Regions from separate parts of the Homo sapiens genome. Here regions 2 and 3 are each linked to region 1. Evidence: chromatin loops called from intact Hi-C (ENCODE). Cell type or tissue: heart right ventricle. All regions are shown on one strand.

What was found. A loop is a pair of places that touch in the nucleus more often than their neighbours do. Peaks named below come from ENCODE experiments on the same cell type or tissue, not always from the same donor. Only the 100,000 strongest peaks of a DNase experiment are listed, where the experiment ranks them.
Region 2: a loop joins it to region 1, with 10 times the contacts of the local background. A loop is called at or near these places in 91 of 110 quality-filtered maps.
Region 3: it touches region 1 in a loop (14-fold over the local background); 71 of 110 quality-filtered maps call a loop at or near these places.

What each region holds. Positions count from the first base shown.
Region 1 is chr3:32,463,598-32,471,597 of GRCh38, reverse strand. No RefSeq gene overlaps it. Among named protein-coding and RNA genes, the nearest start is that of CMTM6, 35 kb to the left of the region's middle. RefSeq lists silencers at 3,142-3,251, 3,842-3,911. In heart right ventricle, a CTCF peak has its summit at 3,598 (motif pointing right); DNase peaks (open chromatin) are centred at 3,587 and 4,535; H3K4me3 peaks cover 829 bases; H3K27ac peaks cover 254 bases.
Region 2 is chr3:32,371,643-32,379,642 of GRCh38, reverse strand. It overlaps LOC124909361 (a long non-coding RNA gene), which reads right to left. Exons shown (of 2, transcript XR_007095859.1): 1 at 1,596-8,000; 2 at 1,140-1,468. Among named protein-coding and RNA genes, the nearest start is that of CMTM7, 16 kb to the left of the region's middle. In heart right ventricle, CTCF peaks have their summits at 4,186 and 4,387 (motif pointing left); a DNase peak (open chromatin) is centred at 4,442.
Region 3 is chr3:32,292,939-32,300,938 of GRCh38, reverse strand. All of the region lies in intron 1 of CMTM8 (CKLF like MARVEL transmembrane domain containing 8), which reads right to left. Among named protein-coding and RNA genes, the nearest start is that of CMTM8, 58 kb to the right of the region's middle. In heart right ventricle, CTCF peaks have their summits at 3,828 and 4,043 (motif pointing left); a DNase peak (open chromatin) is centred at 4,038.

The DNA.
Region 1 (8,000 bases):
TGGCCCTTAATTGGAAGATCCATTTTCTTCTCGTGATGGGATGTTCTGGAGCTTGTCCCACCCATTTGTGAAACTTAGTTCAGAATTGCAGGATGAGAATGTCAAGTTGAAGACTGTTTTGCGTAGGCAGGGCTCAGTGATGCTGGCCGTTGTTTCTCAGCAGCAGGAAGAAGTCCTCAAGTTCAAAAGGTCAAAGTCTAGAAGAAGAACCAGAGAAGTCTGGTTTGCCAAAGGCTCTAATCAACTGTGCAGTTAGTCCCAGACCCCTGTAGTTCCTTGACCCAAAGGAAATAAAGGCTCTAGGGCAAGGCTTCTGTTACTGCTGTCTGGGCTGATTCTTAGGTTCTTTGTTGTTCAGGCTCTTGGGCAAATGTGGCCACATGTCTGATGACTTGGGGGATGGAAGCTGTAGGAATATTCTTAGGTTTGGGATGTACCATCCAGCGGCCAATTTTGCTGTAGGGCCACTTTTCTTCTTCTTCTTCTTTCTTTTTTCTTCTTTTCTCCTCCTCCTCCCCCTCCCCCTCCTCTCCTCCTCTCCTCCTTGTCCTTCTTCTATCTTCTTCTTCTTCTTCTTCCTCTTCCTCTTCCTCCTCCTCCTCCTTCTTCTTCTTTTGTAGTTGGTGGCTATTACAAAGTTTTCCTTATTTAATTGTGAAATATCTATTTGAGCTGTGACACAGCCCCCAAGATGACCACTTGAAAGGCAGAGCGCCTGGGTTTTGTCCTTGCTCAGGGCCCACCTGTCTTTCGTCAGTGGTGCTTGGGTGGCATGTAACGCCCTGAAAGCAGTCTTCTTTGTGCAGACATGATGGAAATGCCTGCCCATACACCAGCAGTTCACACTGTGCTGGGTTTGTCCAACCCACTGATGCCACATCACTGGGAAATTCAGGGCAATAAAAGTGTGCTATATGCTGTGCTCGTGAAAGCAAACTGACATTCCCCACAGGGAGATCTAAAATAATGCATTAGCAATACCCTAGGTTGCAAACCAAGTACCAGGTAGGATGGCAGCAAAACATTCATTCATTTTTATTATGTCAGCACAATTGAAACAAAAGATGGCCACACTCTTTTTGAAGCTTCCCTAATCCACAGTAGAGTTCCCAGCATCCATTCGACAGACAGGGATGTTCAGCTAAAGAAAGCTCTGTATAGGCTGGGCACGGTGGCTCCTTTGGGACGCTGAAGCAGGTGGGTCACCTGAGGTCGGTAGTTCAAGACCAGCCTGACCAACATGGAGAAACCCTGTCTCTAGTAAAAATACAAAAAAATTAGCCAGGTGTGGTGGCTCATGTCTGTAATCCCAGCTACTCGGGAGGCTGAGGCAGGAGAATCGTTTGAACCTGGGAGGCGGAGGTTGTGGTGAGCTGAGATCACGCCATTGCACTCCAGCTGGGCAATAAAAGCGGAACTCCATCTCAAAAAAAGAAAGCGCTGTATAGCACCTCTGTTGGTATAAAACCTGTGTGAGAAGACCAAATACTTTTTCTTCTCCCAGAAAGAGGCATTGTTTCAAATGTTATGCTTGGCAAGCTTTATGAGTAAACACCATTCTTGGGCATGCATCTGACTGCTCCTGATATGAGTCACCAACAGGGGTCACAATAAATGTATCCAGTGAACAGGTTCTTGCAAAAGAGAAGCACAATCCAGGCAAACACACACACACACAGACACACACACACACACAACACACCACCTCACAAAACCACAGCAAGTATGTAGTAAGTTTAGGAATATTTGGGACTTCCTCCTGGGTAGGAATGAATCTGGGGATGCAACCCCACATCTAAGTCTTGTCCCTCTGCTGTCGTTTGCCCCAGACTGAGTTGTATCAGCTGAGACTTAGATCTTTGCTCCACAGGAACTGTGACATCCACTCCAGGTTTTGTATCAGGTCATCTGCTGTTCTGAGCACCCTTACAGCCCCCTAGCTAGTCCAGCTCTGCCTGTCCCTTTCATTCCATCCATACCTGGCTTTCAGTCATAACATGTATTATGCAGGTTTTTTTCTGGGCTTTTTTTCTGATATGCAGTGGCCTCATTACTCAGAGTTTGCATTTTGTAAGAAATCCACCTCTTGTTCAAATGACTTGCTTGTTTGAGAAGTTTAGTGGCTGAAGACTCGTTTTGTCTCACTCATCCCTCTGGGGCCTTGCGGTCTTTCTCTTTCCAGTCCCCTGGCCAATCAGCCAAGCCGTTCACCACTCCCTGAGTCTGTATATTTTCTTTCCAGCGGATGATCAGATGCACTGCCCAGAGCTTTGCCCATTGGGAGTGTTTCCTTTCACTGCTGTCTTTCAAGGCTACCCCTGAAATAACACTATTAGTGCAGCCAGCACACATTTTCAGCTTGTATCCACGTGGCCCGCTGAGCCATCATCATGAGTGAACCAGGGAAGGAGAGTGAGCCAATATGAGGATATTACTGAGTTAGCCACCACTGTGTGATTGGTTGCTCGATTCCACAGGACTGTCCTCTGAGAAGCTGTGTAAAATGTGCCTCAGGGTGGTCTGGTCCAGGAGAGGAGGAGGAAGAATGCACGCACTGGTTCCTGTGTCCCATTGGTCAGTGTTACCTCACAGGGAGTGAATTCCCCTGCAGCACTTGCAAGTTGCACTGTGTGGCCGCTGAGCAGGTCCCATGGCAGTGTCCACAGGAAAGCGCCAAGGTGACAGTTGAAGGCCCAAATCACAGCTATCAGGTTATGCTGGCATGACATGGTCGTAGGCCTTGCAGGGCTAGCACTGCAGTGGTGGCTGGATCAAGGGATAGGTGAGGCCAAGAGGATGTAACATGTTGCATAATGGTAAGTGAATAAAGTCCTGAAAGATTACATACAGTGTGGTATCTTTTCCATTTAATTATAAACTACCAAGATTACAAGAAATGCAAGCCCGTGATCAATGGGGGATTTGGGAGGTTACCTTGGGAGGAAAAAGATGGGAGGGTGATGAACTGAAGAAGCATATTGTTACAGTTGAATGCAGGTTGTCACGACTAGCTTCAGTGCTGACTATAAACAAAAAATAGGGAAGGAGGGAGGAAGGAGGCCATGCATGGACCATGATTAGAGTGTAAGAGTGTTATGAACTCAGGATGATGATTAATCTGTGTACCTGAGGTTCAAATAAAACGTGCAGGCCGGGCGCGGTGGCTCACGCCTGTAATCCTAGCACTTTGAGAGGCCGAGGTGGGCGGATCATGAGGTCAGGAGTTTGAGACCAGCCTGGCCAACATGGTGAAACCCCGTCTCTACTAAAATACAAAAATTAGCCGGGCGTGGCGGTGGGCGCCTGTAATCCCAGCTACTGGGTAGGCTGAGGCAAGAGAATTGCTTGAACCTGGGAGTTGGAGGTTGCAGTGAGCCGAGATCGTGCCGCCACTGGACTCCAGCCTGGGTGACAGAGTTAGACTCTGTCTCAAAAAGAAAAAGAAACCCACAAAACAACAACAACAAAACCCCCCAAAAAACAGCAACAAAAAAACCGTGCAAGTGGATGCTTCTAATGTGAACAGTTCTTAGCTTTCCCAGAGGCGTGGCTCTCCCCAAGGAACGCGGCGGCGATGCTTCCCGATGGCCGCCAGGGGGCGTGCGCGGCCAGGAGCGGGCGCGTTGCGCGCGGGCTCCTGCAGCCACCTGCTTGGTGGGTTTTGTTTTCGCTACAGGAGAGCTGTGTCCAGCTGGGAGGTGTGGCAGCAGGCACAGCTGTTGGCCGGGGACCCCGGGGGCTCCCCAGGGAGGGCCTCCGCCCAGCGCGCTGCCCCTGGGTTCGCTAGGAAGCATCTGCCAGACCGGCGGGGCCCCGACTTTCCGGAGAACTGCCAAGACCCTGGGGCAAGCGCTTGAGGGCCCTCCTGGGCAGGATCGCAAACTGGGGCTGGCTGCTTCAGCTAGCCCCCAGCAGGTGTGTTTGGCCTGAAGTGTATCTTTGAAAAGATACTTGGCAGCATTTAAAAATCGGGAAATGTTTAGCGTGGAAATCCAGATGACCATTTCTCTGGGTCACTTGGGGCATCTGGCAGCACTTGGCCAGCGGCTCGCTCCACACGCATCCCTGCCCGGCTGATGAGGTTTGTCACAGTTTCGGTTAAATCAGTATTCCGCGTGACCATTATTCTGGCTGTTATCACTATTCACAACTGAGCCAAGCGGCACACTTCATGCTGTGGTAACATTTCCTTTTTTGCATAACTCTACGTGGAGTATTTTTTATTTTATTTTTATTTTATTTTTTTGAGAAGGAGTTTCGCTCTTTTTGCCCAGGCTGGAGTGCAATGGTGCAATCTCGCCTCATCACAACCTCTCCGCCTCCTGGGTTCAAGTGATTCTCCTGCCTCAGCCTCCCGAGTAGCTGGGATTACAGGCATGCACTACCACGCCCAGCTAATTTTGTATTTTTAGTAGAGACAGGGTTTCACCATGTTGGTCAGGCTGGTCTTGAGGTCTTGAACTCCCGACCTCAGGTGATCTGCCCGCTTCAGCCTCCCAAAGTGCTGAGATTACAGGCGTGAGCCACCGCACCCGGCCTATGTTGTTTTTTATGTACACAGAATATGGCAATAAAACCCAAACAGTCCACCAGTTGTCTCCCCAGCCCTCCTCCAACCTGGGCCCTTTCCATCCACCTGGTGCCCAGTGGTTCCTGGCATCTCCCTTTATGTCAGTGGTTTCTGTCAGGCCTCTAAGCCCAAGCTAAGCCATCATATCCCCTGTGACCTGCACGTACACATCCAGATGGCCAGTTCCTGCCTTAACTGATGACATTCCACCACAAAAGAAGTGAAAATGGCCTGTTCCTGCCTTAACTGATGATATTATCTTGAGAAATTCCTTCTCCTGGCTCATCCTGGCTCAAAAGCTCCCCTACTGAGCACCTTGTGACCCCCACTCCTGCCCGCCAGAGAACCCCCCTTTGACTGTAATTTTCCTTTACCTACCCAAATCTTATAAAACGGCCCCACCCCATCTTCCTTCGCTGACTCCCTTTTCGGACTCAGCCCGCCTGCACCCAGGTGATTAAAAGCTTTATTGCTCACACAAAGCCTGTTTGGTGGTCTCTTCACACGGACGCACATGAAATTTGGTGCTGTGACTCGGATCGGGGGACCTCCCTTGGGAGATCAATCCCCTGTCCTCCTGCTCTTTGCTCCGTGAAAAAGATCCACCTATGACCTCAGGTCCTCAGACCCACCAGCCCAAGGAACATCTCACCAATTTTAAATCAGGTAAGCAGCCTCTTTTTACTCTCTTCTCCAACCTCCCTCACTATTCCTCAACCTTTCTCCTCTCAATCTTGATGCCACACTTCAATCTCTGCCTTCTCTTAATTTCAATTCTTTTCATTTTCTGGTAGAGACAAAGGAGACACGTTTTATCTATGGACCTAAAACTCTGGCGCCGGTCATGGACTGGGAAGGCAGCCTTCCCTTGGTGTTTAATCATTGCAGGGACGCCTGATTATTCACCCACGTTTCAGAGGTGTCAGACCACGCAGGGACGCCTGCCTTGGTCCTTCACCCTTTGAGGCAAGTCCCACTTTCCTGGAGGAGGGACAAGAACCCCAACCTCTTATCTCTGTGCCCCATCCCTTTTTTCCGTGCCCTGACCCCTTTTCCACTTTTCTGGAGGGTAAGAATCCCCCACCCCTTCTCCGTGTCTCTACTCTCCTTTCTCTGGGCTTGCCTCCTTCACTATGGGCAAGCTTCCACCTTCCATTCCTCCTTCTTCTCCCTTAGCCCGTGTTCTTAAGAACTTAAAACCTCTTCAACTCACTCCTGACCTAAAACCTAAATGCCTTATTTTCTTCTGCAATGCCGCTTGACCCCAATACAAACTCGACAGTAGTTCCAAATAGCCGGAAAACGGCACTTTCAATTTTTCCATCCTACAAGATCTAAATAATTCTTGTCGTAAAATAGGCAAATGGTCTGAGGTGCCTGATGTCCAGGCATTCTTTTACACATCGGTCCCTCCCTAGTCTCTGTTCCCAATGTGACTCGTCCCAAATCTTCCTTCTTTCCCTCCCACCTGTCCCCAGTCCCAACCCCAAGCGTCGCTGAGTCTGTCTAATCTTCCTTTTCTACAGACCCATCTGACCTCTCCCCTCACCAGGCCAAGCGAGGTCTCAATTCTTCCTCAGCCTCCGCTCCTCCACCCTATAATCCTTTTATCCCCTCCCCTCCTCACACCCAGTCCAGCTTATAGTTTCGTTCCGTGACTAGCCCTCCCCAACCTGCCCAGCAATTTACTCTTAGAAAAGTGGCTGGAGCTAAAGGCATAGTCAAGGTTAATGCTCCTTTTTCTTTATCCCAAATCAGAGAGCGTTTAGGCTCTTCTTCATCAAATATAAAAACCCAGCCCAGTTCATGGCTCGTTCGGCAGCAACCCTGAGATGCTTTATAGCCCTAGATCCTAAAAGGTCAAAAGGCCGTCTTATTCTCAATATACATTGTATTACCCAATCTGCTCCCAACATTAAATAAAGCTCCAAAAATTAAATTCCGGCCCTCAAACCCCACAACAGGACTTACTTAACCTTGCCTTCAAGGTGTACAATAATAGAGTAGAGGCAGCCAAGTAGCAACATATTTCCGAGTTGCAATTCCTTGCCTCCACTGTGAGACAAACTCCAGCCACATCTCCAGCACACAAGAACTTCCAAACGCCTGAACCGCAGTGGCTAGGTGTACATCCAGAACTGCCTCCCCCAGGAGCTTGCTACAAGTGCCAGAAATCTGGCCACCAGGCCAAGGAATGCCCGCAGCCCAGGATTCCTCCTAAGCCGTGTCCCATCTGTGCAGGACCCCACTGGAAATCGGACTGTTCAACTCACCTGGCAGCCACTCCCAGAGCCCCTGGAACTCTGGCTGAAGGCTCTCTGACTCCTTCCCAGATCTTCTCGGCTTAGCAGCTGAAGACTGACACCGCCTGATTGCCTCAGAAGCTTACAGGACCATCACAGACGCTCTAAGTAACTCTCACAGTGGAGAGTAAGTCCGTCCCCTTCTTAATACGGAGGCTACCCACTCCACATTACCTTCTTTTCAAGGGCCTGTTTCTCTTGCCTCCATAACTGTTGTAGGTATTGACAGTCAAGCTTCTAAACCTCTTAAAACTCCTCAAATCTGGTGCCAACTTAGACAATACTCTTTTAAGCACTCCTTTTTAGTTATCCCCACCTGCCCAGTTCCCTTATTAGGCCGAGACACTTTAACTAAACTATCTGCTTCCCTGACTATTCCTGGACTAAGGCTACATCTCATTGCTGCCCTTCTTCCCAATCCAAAGCCTCCTTTGCGTCCTCCTCTTGTATCCCCCCACCTTAACCCACAAGTATAATATACCTCTACTCCCTCCTTGGTGACCGATCATGGACCCCTTACCATCTCATTAAAACCTAATCACCCTTACCCCGCTCAATGCCAATATCCCATCCCACAGCATGCTTTAAAAAGATTAAAGCCTGTTATCACTCGCCTGCTACAGCATGGCCTTTTAAAGCCTATAAACTCTACTTACAATTCCCCCATTTCACCTGTCCTCGAACCAGACAAGCCTTACAGGTTAGTTCAGGATCTGAGCCTTATCAACCAAATTGTTTTGCCTACCCATCCTGTGGTGCCAAACCCATATACTCTCCTATCCTCAATATCTCCCTCTACTACCCATTATTCTGTTCTGGATCTCAAACACGCTTTCTTTACTATTCCTTTGCACCCTTCATCCCAGCCTCTCTTCGCTTTCACTTGGACTGACCCTGACACTCATTAGGCTCAGCAAATTACCTGGGCTGTACTGCCGCAAGGCTTCACAGACAGGTCCCATTACTTCAGTCAAGCCCAAATTTCATCCCCATCTGTTACCTATCTGGGCATAATTCTCATAAAAACACACGTGCTCTCCCTGCTGATCGTATCTGACTAATCTCCCAAACCTCAATCCCTTACAAAACAACAACTCCTTTCCTTCCTAGGCATGCTTAGTGCGGTC
Region 2 (8,000 bases), 92 kb after region 1:
AGCATTAAGGATCATGCCCTTAACTTGTAGGAGAGGCTGCCCTTCAGCCTGTGCCAGCTCTCATTTTATATACCATTCCAACGAGTCTAGTGAAAATTAAGAACACTTCATTAGAAGGGGTTAGGCTGCTGCAGAGGGGAGATGTACGATCATAAAAGACAGACTGTACTGTCAGTCTGGACAGTGAGGAAAGAGCCTATAAATCTATGAAAAGTAGACACAGGAATTAAGAATGAGGCCATTTGGGGTGGGACTTTGCTGGATTACAGCACTATTCTTAATGACCATCATCCCTTATTTTATTTTTTAAATTTTATTTATTTTTTAGAGACAAGGTCTTGCTCTGCCGCCCAGGCCGGAGTGCAGTGGCATGGTCAGAGCTCACTGCAGCCTCGAACTCCTGGGCTCAAGCAATCCTCCCATCTCAGCCTCTCAAGTAGTTGAGACTATAGGCGTGTGCTACCGCACTAGGCTAATTTTTCTGTTGTAATTATTTTTTTTTTTATAGAGACAGGGTCTTGCTATGCTGCCCAGGCTGGTCTCGAATTCCTGGACTCAAGCAATCCTCTCACCTCAGCCTCCCAAATTGCTGGGACTACAGGCACATGCCATCATGCTCAGCTACCCCTTATTTTTAAAAAGTTAAAGTCCAGTGCTATTTAAGAAATCACAGAAGACTATTACATGTTATACCTTCTCTAAGTATGGTGAACGAATGTTCTGGAATTGTGTAAGACAGCAGAATAGTGTGAATGCAAGAACTTCTCTCCATGTAGGCTAGAAATACAAATGTAAATTCTCATAGTTTTTTTTTTTTCCTACTATAAGTAAGTATACAGATGTAAATTTTCACAATAATCTTGTTATTCAAAATTTGTAAATGAGTGATTTGCAGGCAGGCAGACTCTCTTTCTTACTTTATCCATGAAATCTTTCATAAATGAGATAAATGATGACCAAAGCTGACTATACTTCCTGCCGAAAAAAAGGCAAAGGCAACAGGTGCAGTCCCCTCAGTGGTCCTCATGCAATTGCCCAGGCTGCTTGTTTGTCTTTGCAAAGAGGCTGGAAGATTTTAATTTTTCCACAAATAGGATACTGATTGTTTCAACCTACTAAGACTACTGCTTTATCTTGTCTTTTAGTTAAAAATATTTATTTCCAGATTATGAATGTATTTTATGCTTACTGGAGAAAATTGGGAGAAATACAGAAAAACAAAATAAAAAATCACCTTGCGATCCTGCCACTCTTTACTACTCAAGTTTGCTCTGCCTTTTGTAAATTCAAAGTTACACCATAAACATTTTCTACTAAAAACTCCTTGTAAACAGTTTTCAGTGCCACTGATATTTTTGTGTGCACAACTTTTCTCCATCACGTATTTTTAGAAAGACAACATGTTAACTGATCTTCGATTTAATGACCAATCTAGCAACCACGGTTCAGCACAGCTTGAGAAGTGTATCTGTTAAAAATACAAAGTGGAGTCATTAATAATGGTGTTAGCCGATTCTGATTCTGAATAATCTTGGGAGGGGATATTGGGAGTACATTAATTTCTAAAGGCTCATTGAGTAGATGTAAGTACTTACTTCGGCTTTCTCCTACTGTTAGGGTTTTAGGCTGACTCCAGTTGTTTTCCCTGGATTAAAGACAGGATTAACATTTTTGTGCATGAATCTTAAACTCCTAAGAGATACATCCCCAAATCAAGGGAACAAACATATATACGGCTTTTCATATATAATGCCAAATAGATTTCTGGAAATGTACTACCTTATCCCCACACCTTGCAGTTTTCACCTGGTTCCTTTCCTCACAGTCCAGATGTTTTCAGTAAACTAGGCTGGAGGAGTTGGGACGGAGTGAGAAAATCTCAGTGCCAGCCCAAGCTATTCTAACTGAGTAACCATGGGCAAGTCATTGACAACTCAGTGGAGCCTCCATTGTCTCTACGAGATAAATGGAGCGATGGACACCTGCCTAATGTAAGGCAAAGATTTTTTTTTTTTTTTTTTGAGATGGAATCTTGCTGTGTTACCCAGGCTGGAGTGCAGTGGCACGATCTTGGCCTACTGCAACCTCCGCCTCCCGGGTTCAAGAGATTCTTCTGCCTCAGCCTCCCGAGTAGCTGGGATTACAGGCGCCCAACACCATGCCCGGCTGATTTTTTGTATTTTTAGTAGAGATGGGGTTTCACCATGTTGGCCAGGCTGGTCTCGAACTCCAGACCTCAGGTAATCCAACCGCCTCGGCCTCCCAAACTGCTGGGATTTACGTGAGCCACTGCGCCCGGCCAGGGCAAAGATTGAGGATCAACTAATATTATGTGTGAAACTCAAGTATAAAGTTGTAGGTCGAATTGTATGAAATTGCCATTTTTGTAGGACAGAGTCTAATAGTGACCATTTCACATGGCTAAACCTAGTACCGTATCATTAAATGGTTGGAGGTTATTAGGCCCCACAGCTCATAAACAGTCATTTCTATGTTCTAGAAACCTATGTACTGGTTGTGTGTTTTCCCAGGTACCCAGTTCATTAGCCACCTGGTAGCTGCTATTTATCAAGCACTGTTCTGACAATCATTTCTGGGTAACACAGATGCATCAGCTCTTCACTTCCAGGTCCCTGCTGGCCTCATCACCCAGCTGTAGCCTCCTGCATCTCCTGGCAGTCTCCCATCCCCACAGCTCTCATTTCACAGACCTCTCTTAAGCTTGCCCTCTCTATTGGTTTACCTCTATTGTCTTCTAACTCACCCTTCACGGTGTTCTAGGACTCTTCATTAACTTCCCAGTCTTTTCACTACAGTAGACATTTAATTGAACACATACTACATTCCAGGCACTGTGCTGAGCTCCAGAGGGAAGACGGGGATGAAACCTCACCTTCCCAACTCTCCAAAAGATCACAAACCAGATGGGATATAGGAGGTAATAAACAATTCAACAGCATGGCAGATGGGAGAAGGGCAAGAGTGGACATTTTTAAATATTCCACTTTTTTTCTTTTAAAATCAACTTTATCAAGCTATAATGTATATTAAAATACACCCATTTTACGTGAATAGTTTGTGAGTTTTGACAAATGTATACACCCATGCAATCCCCACCACAATCAAGATGTAGAATATTCCTGTCACCTCAGAACATCTCCGTGTGCCTCTTTGTAAGCCAACTGCTCCAGCCCTATTTCCAGGCAACCACTGATCTGCTTCCTGTCACTATAGCTTTGTTTTGCCTTTTCTAGGGTTTCATATAAATAGAATCAAATGATTTTTTTTGGTCTGGCTTCTTTTATTCAGCATAACGTTTTGGTGATTCATCCACATTGTTGCCTATATCAGTAGTTTGTTCCCTTTTATTGCTGAGCAGTATTCCATTGTAGAGATACACAATGTATTCATTCACCATTTGATAGCCATTTGGGTTGTTTCCAGTTTGGGGCAACTATGAATACAGCTGCTATGCATATTCTTGCTCAATATTTTTGTGGATATATTTCTCATGGGTGGATATCTAGGACTGGAATTGCTGGGTTACAAGTATTGTTTAACTTTGTAAGTAATTATACCATTTTACACTCCCACCAGCGGTGTATAAAAATTCCAGATGCTGCATAACCTCGCCAACACCTGGTATTTTTTTTTTTTAATTTACCCCTTCTAGAGGGTGTGAAGTAGTATCTCATTGTGGATTTAATTGCACCATATGTGATATCTAAGTTCTTTTTCCTAAATGCCAAGAGTTTAGGTCTAGTCCTCATTCTCAACGTTCTTTGGCACTTAATGCTCAACTTACCTAGAGAGAGAGAAGCCACCTCTCCAGTGACTATTTGCCTTTACGACAACACGGTGGAATTCTCCTAAGTTAAAATGGCTGGAGGCCAGATGGTTCATGTTCCTCCTCCACACTCAGCTTTCCTATTGCAATGGCCAAAGATAGGTCATGCGGTACTCCTTTGAGTACCCATCCTCCCAGCTCTTTCTTTTTCTAGGATTTTCCCACGCTATTGCCACCTTCAGCAATAACTTTAGGAAGGCCCGAGTCACTGTCAAATGGGCTTTCAAAATTTCCCTTTTTCTACCCTTCTACTGCTAAATAGCATTGGTGCTAAAGTTGGCTCCTCTCATCATCACTACCGTCTATACAGGCCCTTGTGGTGACTTGCTTGAAAGGTGTTTGCCAGGATGTCCTGAGTAATGGTTATGATGCCTGTTGTTGCAAGTAATGGAAATTAGTTTAAGTGGGCAGAATTGCTCATGTAATTGCAAAGTCAGAGCTTGGTAGCATTCAGGGCTGAATTGATTCAATGGTTCAATGATGTTATCATTGATGAAGTTTCTTTCCACCTCTTAACTCTTCGTTACTGTTAGCCTATGACTGGCTCCCCCTTGTGGTCACAAAATTTTTACAAACGACTTCCTGGCTACATATTTTCTCACCCAAGGAGAGGACTGTTGCTTCTAAGAGTTCCATCAAAAGAGCTGCAGGCCAGGGGCAGTGGCTCTCATCTGTAATCCTAGCGCTTTGGGAGGCAGAGGCAGGTGGATCGCTTGAGCCTGAGAGGTTGAGACCAGCGAAACCCTGTTTCTACAGAAAATACAAAATTAGCCAGGCGTGGTGACACATGCCTGTAGCCCCAGCTAGTCGGGAAGCTGAGGTGGGAGGATCATCTGAGTCCCGGGAAGTCTAGGCTTCAATGAGCCGTGATTCTGCCACTGCAACTCCAGCCTGGGTGACAGAGTGAGACCCTGTCTCAAAAGAAGAAGAAGAAGAAGAAGAAAAAAAAGAGTAAGCACGGATTTAATAATTCCACAATGTATACAAAAATCAAAACATCACATTGTGGCCAGGCACAGCTCATGCCTGTAATCCCAGCACTTTGGGAGGCTGAGGCACAAAGATCGTTTAAGCTCAGGAGTTCGAGACCAGCCTGGGCAATGTAGTGACACCTCATGTCTATGAAAAAAATAAAAAATTAACCAGGTGTGGTTGGTTGGTAGTAGACGACTGTGGTCTCAGTGGTCCCAGCTAGGCTGAGGTGAGAGGATTGCTTGAGCCCTGGAGGTTGAGGCTGCAGTGAGCCTATTATTGTGCCACTGTACTCTGGGTAACAGAGTGAGACCCTGTCTCAAAAAATATAAATAAATAAATAAAAAGTAAGAAAACCCCCCAAAGCCACATAACATTATAACCACAAAATACATGCAATTATTGTCAATTAAAACATTAAAAAAAGAAGGGAAATCATTTATTGAGCACCAATTGTGTGCCAGGTGCTTTAAATACATAATACATTAACACCAGCAGTTAATATGCTTGCTCTCCACACTTGCTAGCTAGATGACTTTTATAACATTTTATAAAATTGCTTAACCTCTTTGTACCTCAGTTTCCTCCTCTGTAAAGTGAGGATAATCTAGTATCTACTGCGCAGGGTTCCCCTTCTGAGAGTTAAATGAGATAATAGATGGAAAGCCCTTTAGTACAGTGCCTGGCATAAAGGGTCAATGTATATTAGATAACACACACGTACACAGCATGCCTCTTTCCCAGAACTCCCAAGCAAGCCGTGGGTCACATGACCATCTCTGAACCAATCACTGTGGTGGAGGAGGAGGGTGGTCTCATGCTGATGAGCTGAGGCAGAGCCGTAGGCTCCATTCCTAGAGTCCTAATGGAGTCGGCCTCTCACAAAACACTGGGGCTATAAGAGGGTGGTCTGGATACTGAATAAAAACTAGGGCAGTTTGAGAATATGAGGAGGAAGAAAAGATGCTGGGGAGGCAGCCACAAGGTTCCCTATGCCCTGGGTTCATTTAGCTATTCTGAATATTCTAGCAAAAACAATTCTGCCATAGATAGGAAAGTTTTCTCAAAACATATCTTCCAGATGGAATATCTTTTTAATCAGCACCTTTCTTCCCACTTACCTTCCTAAGTTTCTGAAAAGTCATCACTCTGTGATGCCAAGCACTTTCTCCCAAACCCTATCTTCTTTTACATATACCAAGAACCCAAGTTTATATACCCCCCAACTTATAACAACATGCATTATAATCTTCCCCATTATTCTAGGTCATCATCAACACTGGAAGTTATCTTACCTTCCTTCACAGCTGTCTGCTTACGATTCACATTTGGCAGCAGATGTTGCCAGCAGAACATTAATGTGCAGCCAAGTTAACAAACGCTCAGGCTGCCACCTTTCAGAGTGTGTGTGCTTGTGTGTGTGCGCGCATGTGCTTGCATGTATCATATGTCCAGATTTTTTTCGGTGAAAATTTATCTTTTCAATTAAATTTCAATAAAACCAATTTTTTCTGTGAAAACTCATCTTTTCAAAATAATAATTGTCTAGAAAACAAAAATATGGACTTTAAGTTGATTTTCTACCCAGGGCTGCATCTTCAGTTAGCATTTCTAAACGTCTACCTTCTATTACAGAGATATTTCATGTATTTATAATCTTTTGTGTGCTGATGCCCCGAAGGGATTTTCCTATGAAGGGAGCAACTTAAAAATAAAAAATAAATACTGATATCGAACATCCTCTTCTCTAGATTTTCTTGTAGTTTTCAAAGGTTGGCCAAATATTTATCTTTTGGGAGCAGTAAGTTGGAAATAGCAATAAAGAGAGATTAATTGCCTAAAGCACTTTATTGATTTGCCATGAGTGGGTAAATATATCAAGTTAAAAACTCACTCTGCTCCACCAAAGAGGACGTGAAGGTTTTGGAATGGCTGAGAGGTGAATGCAGATGGCAAGCGCAGATGGCAGAGATGAGTTTAAGTACCTTGTACACTATCCCTGTAATAATATTTTTCAAGCCCCCAGAAACCTATTTTTATGTTGACTGTATTGTGTGTGGCTTTGTTTTCTCTTGTTTTTTAAGAGAAAAAAATTAAAGCAAACCCAATTCACAACTTACAGCTCCAATCTGAACAACAGAGAATCATTTTGTTGTCTAAAAACCTACACTTAAAGCTTATTCATGAACGAAGTCTCAGTATTCAAAAGATGAAATAATAATTTCTTTTCAGTGAAAAATAAATGCTTTTTGCTGTTATTGTTTTAGTGAACTCTCAGGGTAACATAAAGGATCATGCTTCTGAAGAAACACCAATAAAGACAAGACAGCAAGTGCCCCTGCATGGACACAAACTAGGCATTGCTCTTTTGAAACAGATGCCTTTGGTGCTACCAGTTCAAGAAAGAACTAAAATTACAGTCTACTTGAAGGACATTTCAGAGTGTGGTTTACGGCACTTTTCACCCCAGAAGTTACGTTCTATAAATGTGGCCGTGATTATAGAAATGACACACACATGCTTGCGTGGAGCATAAAAGCAGGCTTCTTTCTGTTTCCAGAAGCAGGCCTCTGTAGGTTACTGTTTTTTCTGACTTTTATGGAGTGTTGTTTGCAACATAAAGTACTTGAAAAACCCACAGGGTATGTGGAAGGTGCACATGCTTTGGTGAGTGTGAGAGGGAGAGCTGGACGGAAGGGCAGAGCATGCCAACTGTGACTAGTTATTTCAGCTTTTCTGCAAAATCAGTGATGACTGGGAATCAGCTCCCCAAAGATCACATCACCAGTTGCCTACAGGTCTGTGTTATGGAAGTTCAGCCTTCCATGGCTTGCTACATTTTGGGCACAGAGTGGCCTTGTGTGCCCCCCGACACCACCTGCTCACACATCCATACCCTACACTCACCTCTCATTTTTGGAGCTTCCTTCCCCACTACCTCTTTGGGCGGGCCTAGTCCACAACCCCAGAACATTCTTCATTGGTACTTTCAAAGGTCTGGGGTGGGTATGACTAGACACTGAAGAAATCTCAACTCTCCTATGTAGGGGTAATCAGAGCTTGGATATGGAATTAGAAAAAGAGAACCAGCACAAACAGAAAAAAACAGCACTGCTAAACAGGTGAGAGATCAAGAGGCAGAGGCCATGGGAGTCATATCAACAGAGCGCACAGCTTCAGC
Region 3 (8,000 bases), 170 kb after region 1:
GCCCAGGCTAGAATGCAATGGCAAAATCTCGGCTCACCACAACCTCCGCCTCCCAGGTTCAAGCAATTCTCCTGCCTCAGCCTCCCAAGTAAATGGGATTACAGGCATGTGCCACCACGCCCAGCTAATTTTTTGTATTTTTAGTAGAGATGGGGTTTCTCCATGTTGGTCAGGCTGGTCTTGAACTCCCGACCTCAGGTGATCCACCCACCTCAGCCTCCCAAAGTGCTGGGATTACAGGCGTGAACCACCGTGCCCAGCCTAAAAGAATATTTTATAACATAAAATGAAATATGAAAATGCTATGAAATCCAAATTTCAGTGTCTCTAAATAAAGTTTTATTGGAACAGTGTTAGGGCTCAGAAGACAATACCCTAAAGTAAGGGCTCAGAAGCAGTTTTTCTCTGACCTTGTCCTGCTTGCCTCTCAGCCTCATTCCCCCTTTCCCCCAAAAAGGCAAGCACAGATATTAGAATCCCTCTTCCCCAATGGAGATCATGGAAACCAAAACCCTTTTCCCCAAAGCCAGCCATAAAATCTAAAAATTTCCCCTACTTTTCTGTGTAAGAATTGGCCACAAAGAAATAATCTGACTGACCTTGTTTGGTTGTAGTTCATAAGACCCCCATTCCAGAAAGGGTCCTGCCCCATACCTGGAAGGAAATTATGCTGCAGAGAGTCCAAGAAGAATCTGAACAGACAGCCCTTGCTGGGTTCCCCCGCTCAGCCTATTAGCATTAGATCACACCCTTTTGGTCCAACCACAGTTCCACACAGCTATCCATTCATCATCAAACTGAAGCATAAAAATGGATAGCTTCCCCTGTATCTTTGGGTCTTCGATCTGAAGACTGCTGTGTCACGCAAAAGTATGATCAAAGAAATGTGTTATGCTTTTGTCTGTTAACCTTTTTGTTATAGAGGTGCTGGCCATGATTTTTATGATGGAGAAGAAAGGCATCATCCCTTTTCAGCACCTACAGTGGCTGTATCCATTCAGTTATGTATTACCCGTGGCTGCTTTCACACTATGATGGCAGAGTTAAGTAGCTACAGACAGTACATATTTTGGCCTACAAAGCCCAAAATATTTACTATCTGGCAGTCTGCAGAAAAACATTGCTACATTTTCCCCTAGATTATTAGATGATCTTTGCTGGGTTTGTCAGACAATGTTCTAGTAGGATATTAAAAGGGCACTCAGTCATCTTCCTGAACTTTTTTCTAAGTTTCAAGTACATTTTTCTTGAAGACTACCGTCAATGATAATTTAATTATAAATTTAAAAATAAAGAAGAGTATAACTGAATCATTTGTAACTCAAAGGATAAATGCATGAGGGAATAGATACCTCATTTTCCAAGATGTGATTATTACGCACTGCATGCCTGCATCAAAACATCTCATGTACCCCAGGTACATAAGCACCTACTATGTAGCCACAAAAATTAAAAAATTATTTTTCTTAAAAATGACCTAATACCAGATTATATTTTCCTCTTGAATCAATGACTCCTATAAAAGGAAAGTTGATCTCTGGTGTAGAGACAGTTGAGCTAAATAGAATCTTGGCATTTCAATGGTTAAACCAAGTACTTCAACAAGTTTACAAAATACAGAGTAACCTAAGCCAATATTTTCATTGATTCAAACCAATGGTCCCTTTTAAATTCTTCTCCAAAAGGAAGGAGTAGAAGGAAGAAAAATTAACATTTGGAAATCGTGCCTTGAAATTTTCTCACCTTACACTGTATGATAATACAGGCTCTAGGCCCATGGGCTGTTTTCTATGAAAATACGTCAGGACTCTTTGAGGTGTGATCCCAAGAGGGATTTGAAGCAGCAATCTGAGCGGGGCACAGTGTTTCGTGTCTATAATCCCAACTGTTTGGGAGGCTGAGGTGGGAGGATCATTTGAGCCCAGAAGTCCAAGAGCGGCTTGGGCAACATAGCCTGGACCCCTGTCTCTAAAAAAAAAAAAATATATATATATATACATATATATATATATATGTGTGTGTGTATGTGTGTGTGTGTGTATGTGTGTATATATATGTATGTGTGTGTATATATATGTGTGTGTGTATATACACACACACATATATATACACATACACACGTGTATATATATATATATATTAGCTGGGTGTGGTGGCGCATGCCCCTAGTCCCAGCTGCTTGGGAAGCTGAGGTGGGAGGATTGCTGGAGCTCAGGAGAAGGCTGCAGTGAGCTGAGATCGCACCACTGCACTCCAGCCTGGGTGACAGAGTGAAACCCTGTCTCAAAATTTTTTTTAAAAAGCAGCAATCTGATAAGGAGCCGAATGATAGGAGAGCAAGTGAAATATGAAGTCAGGATTGTTTCAATTTAATTAGCAGAAGCTGGATATAAGAAAAATATCTAGCAAGGATCGCCCTGGAAAGAGACCAAGAGTGCTCATTCTGAAATTTTTTAAAGAGAATGAAAGATTTCAGAAAGTAAAAAAAAAAAAAAAAAAAGGGGGGTATGTTTATAGTATCTCTGTATTTTAGATCCTCAAATATTTATATAGAGTTTTTAATTAGGGGCTGGACGTGATGGCTCACGCCTGTAATCCCAGCACTTAGGGAGGCCAATGCGGGTGGATTGCTTGAGATCAGGAGTTTGAGACCAGCCTGGCCAACATGGCAAAACCTGTCTCTACCAAAAATGCAAAAATTAGCTGGGCATGGTGGTGGGAGCCTGTAGTCCCAGCTACTGGGGAGGCTGAGATAGAATTGCTTGAACCTGGGAGGCAGAGGTTGCAGTGAGCCCAGATTGTGCCACTGCACTCCAGCCTCAGCGACAGAACGAGACTCCAGCCACTGCCCCCCACCCCCAACCAAAAAAAAAAAAAAAGTTTTTAGTTAAGAGATTAGAGAGCTTTTGTTGGAGTTCTGAGCAATGGCTGCTGCTGATGACCATGAAACCAGTTGAAGAACACAAGCCAGACTTCTTTACCTTGGTGCTTGAGTTTCTCATCATCTCCAATTTTTAAAATGTTATTCTTATCCAGGGTTCCCTCATAAACACTTCAAGTCCTTAAATTAACACTCAGTCCATTTTCCCAAATCCTTCCCACACACAAACCTTATTTTCCCACCCACAGACCTGTATTTTAAAATGCCAAATCCCCCTGAGTTTAAGAACTTGTCTTTCCTTAACTTCCACAAGCTGGTAATTAACTTTCCAAATGAGGCTGGTGAGCAATAGAAGAAATTGTTATCTTTCACCATCAATGTTTTGCACAAGATGCTGTGATGACACTGCTGGGATTTCAGACAGACAAAGCAGCCTGGAGTGTCTGCGCCACCCCAGACGGGGCTGCTGCTAGCCACAGCATTCTCTGTGCAAGGTTACCACTGTATTCCCCAAGGTGAGCTTTAGTCACAAATGTTGGTTCACAGATAAGAATAGCCTCATCAAAAGTTTAGGTACAGGCCAGGCACGGTGGCTCACGCCTGTAATCCCAACACTTCGGGAGGCATAGGTGGGTGGATCACCTGAGGTCAGGAGTTGGAGACCAACCTGGCTAACATGGTGAAACCCCACCTCTACTAAAAAATGCAAAAATTAGCTGGGTGCAGTGGCGGGCGCCTGTAATCCCAGCTACTTGGGAGGCTGAGGCAGGAGAATCACTTGAACCCAGGAGGTGGAGGTTGCAGTGAGCCGAGATTGTACCACTGCACTCCAGCCTGGGCAACAAGAGTGAAACTCCATCTCAAAAATAAATAAATTAAAAAAATAAAGTTTAGATATCCCTAGACTGTGTACATTCAAGGTGAGGAAATGATGTAATCTTTCTTTGAACCCAGAGGGCAATTTTTCTAAAATCATCTTTTTGCATCAACACATCCTAAGGGGATGTTTTTCTCTCTGTTCAATGGCTAGACCACAAACCTTCCAGAAAAACAACCATCCTATGAGAGCAAACACACGGGGAGGGAGTGGAGAAGGCATCCTCAGGATCCCTTATTTACAATAACGAAAATGTGGAGGTCATGGTGGACGGCTCTGCTGCCCTCTACTGGCCATGTCAAGCATCATCAGCCACAATAACACACAGTCTGCCGCCCTGGTTTTTCCCTTTGTGGTTTTAATTAGGCACTGCTCTTCCCGAGGAAAACCTGGGTGAGAGAGGCAGGAGGCCCCCACCCATGGAACCTCAGATCTGGATGGAACATCTAATGCAACATGGGCACATTACACAACCCTAAGGGGTGCCATTCCTGTGGAATACATCAACAGAGCTCTTGCACTTAAGCAATCCTGCAGCCCCAGTGGGTCATTTAATAAATGCCCCAGAATGGTAAGTGATCATTCCAGGGTCATCAGACCTGTGATGGACCAGAAGCAGGACCTGTTGCTTGCCTCAAGGGAGTGGCAAAGGGAAACAAGATTCCTACAAAGGAAAACAGGTTCCGACTGGGCTGGCCCCAGTGAGGAGAGCCAAGTCAGAACATGTATCCACTTCCTATTCTACGCTTCAACTATCCATCTGTCTAGCCATAACTCATTGTGCCAGGTACTCATTGCAGATACATACCACCAGATGGGAGAGACAAGCCTACTCCGGAGGGGGCTGAACAATTAGGGAGATTCAGACAAGTAAACCAGCAATTACCCTATAATGCTGTAGAAGTCTGGGTCAGGTGTGGTAGCTCATGCCTGTAATCCCAGCACTTTGGGAGGCCGAGGTGGGAGGATCACTTGAGCTCAGGAATTCAAGACCAGCCTGGGCAACATAGTGAGACCTCATCTTTATTTAAAAAAAAATAAAAAATAAAAGGCTGAAGCAAAGAAGTCCTGATTGTTACTGAGCACAGAGCTGGAGGGGCACACAACACAGACTGAGAGGTGGGAAAATCAAGGATGGTTTCCTGAAGACAGTGACATCCAAGACAGAACAAAAGGATTTAAAGGATATATAGATATTAGCCAGGTGAGGTGGGCATGGAAACCATTACAGGCAAGTGGAATAACAGGTAGAATAAAGCAGAGATGAGACAGCATGGAACATTTTAGGAACTGGAGGTCCAGTGGAGCTGGAACGTAGGGTGGATAGATATCCAGGCAACAAACAAAGCCAGATAGAAAGGCAGGCCCCGGATCACACAGGGCCTTGCAGTCCAGGAAAGGAGTCTGAACCATAGCCCGGAGGCCATGAGGAGCTGCTAGGGGTTTAAGCAGAGGGGAGACATTAATAGATGTGGGTATGGGTTTCCTCCATCATACTAGGCTCTGAAGAGGTTCCATGAAGGGCAGTCATCCTTCCTGCCCCCAAGGAACTTACAGTTCCTCAACTTAACAAAATGATATACAATAGTTGGATCTATGCTTACTACTGAATCATTTACTTCTATTCATTGGGTGTCTATCACCCTAATTGAATGCAAGCTCCACAAAGACAGGGATTTTCTCTTTCCGCTGTTTTGTTTTGTTTTTTTTTTTTTTTTTTTTTTTGAGATGGAGTCTCGCTTTATTGCCCAGGCTGGAACACAGTGTTGCAATCTTGGCTTACTGCAACCTCCGCCTCCTGGATTCAAACAATTCTCCTGTCTCAGCCTCCCGAGTAGCTGAGACTACAGGTGCACGACATTATGCCCAGCTAATTTTTGTATTTTTAACAGAGATGGGGTTTCACCACATTGCTCAGGCTGTTCTCGAACTCCTGACCTCAGGTGATCCACTTGCCTTGGCCTCCCAAAGGGCTGGGATTACAGGCATGAGCTACCGTGCCCAGCCTAAATCCTCAGTTTTGAGATCTATGCCTGGAACAAAATATGTGTTCAAATAATTGCTGAATAAATCACCATTCACTTCCTATAAAGTTTGTTGTTTTGTTTCATTTTGTTTTATTTTTTGAGACAGAGTCTTGCTCTGTCACCCAGGCTGGATTGCAGTGGCATGATATCAGCTCACTACAACCTCCGCCTCCCAAGCTCAAGAGATTCTCCTGCCTCAACCTCCCAAGTAGCTGGGATTATAGGTGTGCACCACCACACCCAGCTAATTTTTGTAGTTTTAGTAGAGATGGGGTTTCACCATGTTGGCCTGGCTGGTCTCAAATTCCTGGCCTTGAGTGATCCGCTCGCCTCGGCCTCCCAAAGTGCTGGGATTACAGGTGTGAGCCACCGCATCTGGCCACAGTTTTGTGTTTTAAAGAATAGACACAATATCTTTATTCACTGCATGCAAGGGCACATGGAAGGCAGGGCAGAAAACAAGAAGACGGATCTGCCCTCGAGGAGCTGATGTTTATTAAATGCCTATCTGCTGCCGCATACTTTATGTGGCTTCTCCTAGAGAAGTATCATTCCCATTTTATAGATGAGAAAACTGAGGCTCCAAGAAGAAATTTGACCAAGGATCCAGAGATAGTAAGTGGTAAGGCTGGAATTCAAAACCAGACCTGCCTGACTGCAGACTCCCACCTGGCTCTGGGCAACAGCTATGTGACTGGCAGCCACACAAGGCAGCAGCACTAAGCCAGAGGGAACGTGGAGAAGGACAAAAATGCAGCGTAAAGCATAATCGGAAAACGTTTCATAGAGAAGAAGGCATCTGGAAGCCTCACAGGATGTGAAAATGTCTAAAGTGAAATGGAAGAGCATTCCTGACAGAGGGACAGCAAGCACAAAGACCTGGACACAGATGTGCACAGGACACTTGCCATTCAGGGAAAAGCAGACTAGGCTGAGTTCACTTAGCTCCTTGTTCACGATATGTAAGGCTGGATCAATGTTACTCAGGTTAAGAAACATGAGGCACTTCTCACCTATGGGATAGGCAAGAATTCAAACGTTTCACAATCCTGTTGGTGAGGCTGTGGAGAAACTGGCCTCTCAAGTCACTGCTGATAAGAGTACCAAAGGGCACGACTCTCATGGAGGAGAAATCTGGAGGTGGCCACCAAAATGAGATGTATTTACCCTTGATCCTGCAACCCCAGTTCTGGGATCTAACCTACAGATACACCTGCACAACCAATACACCTGCACAACAGATACACCTGCACAAAGAAGAATGACACATGAACAGGCTTACTCACAGAGCACAGTTTGTTTATTTATTGAGGCAGAGTCTCCCTCTGTCACCCAGGCTAGAGTGCAGTGGCACAATATCAGCTCACAGCAACCTCTACCTCCTGGTTCAAGTGATTCTTCTGCCTCAGCCTCCCGAGTAGCTGGGACTACAGGTGTGTGCCACTACACCTGGCTAATTTTTGTATTTTTAGTAGAGACGAGGTTTCTCCATGTTGCCCAAGCTGGTCTTGAACTCCTGACCTCAGGTGATCCACCTGCCTTGGCCTCCCAAAGTGCTGGGATTACAGATGTGAGTCACTGCACCTGGCCTATTTATTTCTTGAGACAGAGTCTCACTCACTCTGTTGCCCAGGCTGGAATGCAGTGGCACAATCTTGGCTCACTGCAACCTCCGCCTCCCGGATTCAAGCAATTCTCCCATCTCAGCCTTCCAAGTAGCTGGGATTACAGGTGGGCACCATGCCTGGCTAATTTTTGTACTTTTAGTAGAGATGGGGTTTCGCCATGTTGGCCAGGTTGGTCTCAAACTCCTGACCTCAAGTGATCTGCCCACCTCAGCCTCCCCAAGTGTGGGGATTACAGGCATGAGCCACCACGCCTGGCCTGAGCACAGTTTAATAGCTACAGATTGGAAACAAGTACCCAATTAACCACAGTGGACAAGTTCAATCAATGATGGCACCTCCACACCATGGACTGCTACATAGCCGCCAAAGTGAGGGCAGCCTCCACTGATTCAGAGATCTCTAGGATATCTATACATGTAAAAGTTAAATATATATATATATATATATACACACACATATATACACACATCATATATTCTGGGACACATGTATCAGGATATGGATAGACGTCTATCAGGACATGGATATATATCTATCTATTAGGATATGGATATATGTCTATCAGGATATATGCATGTCAGGAAGAG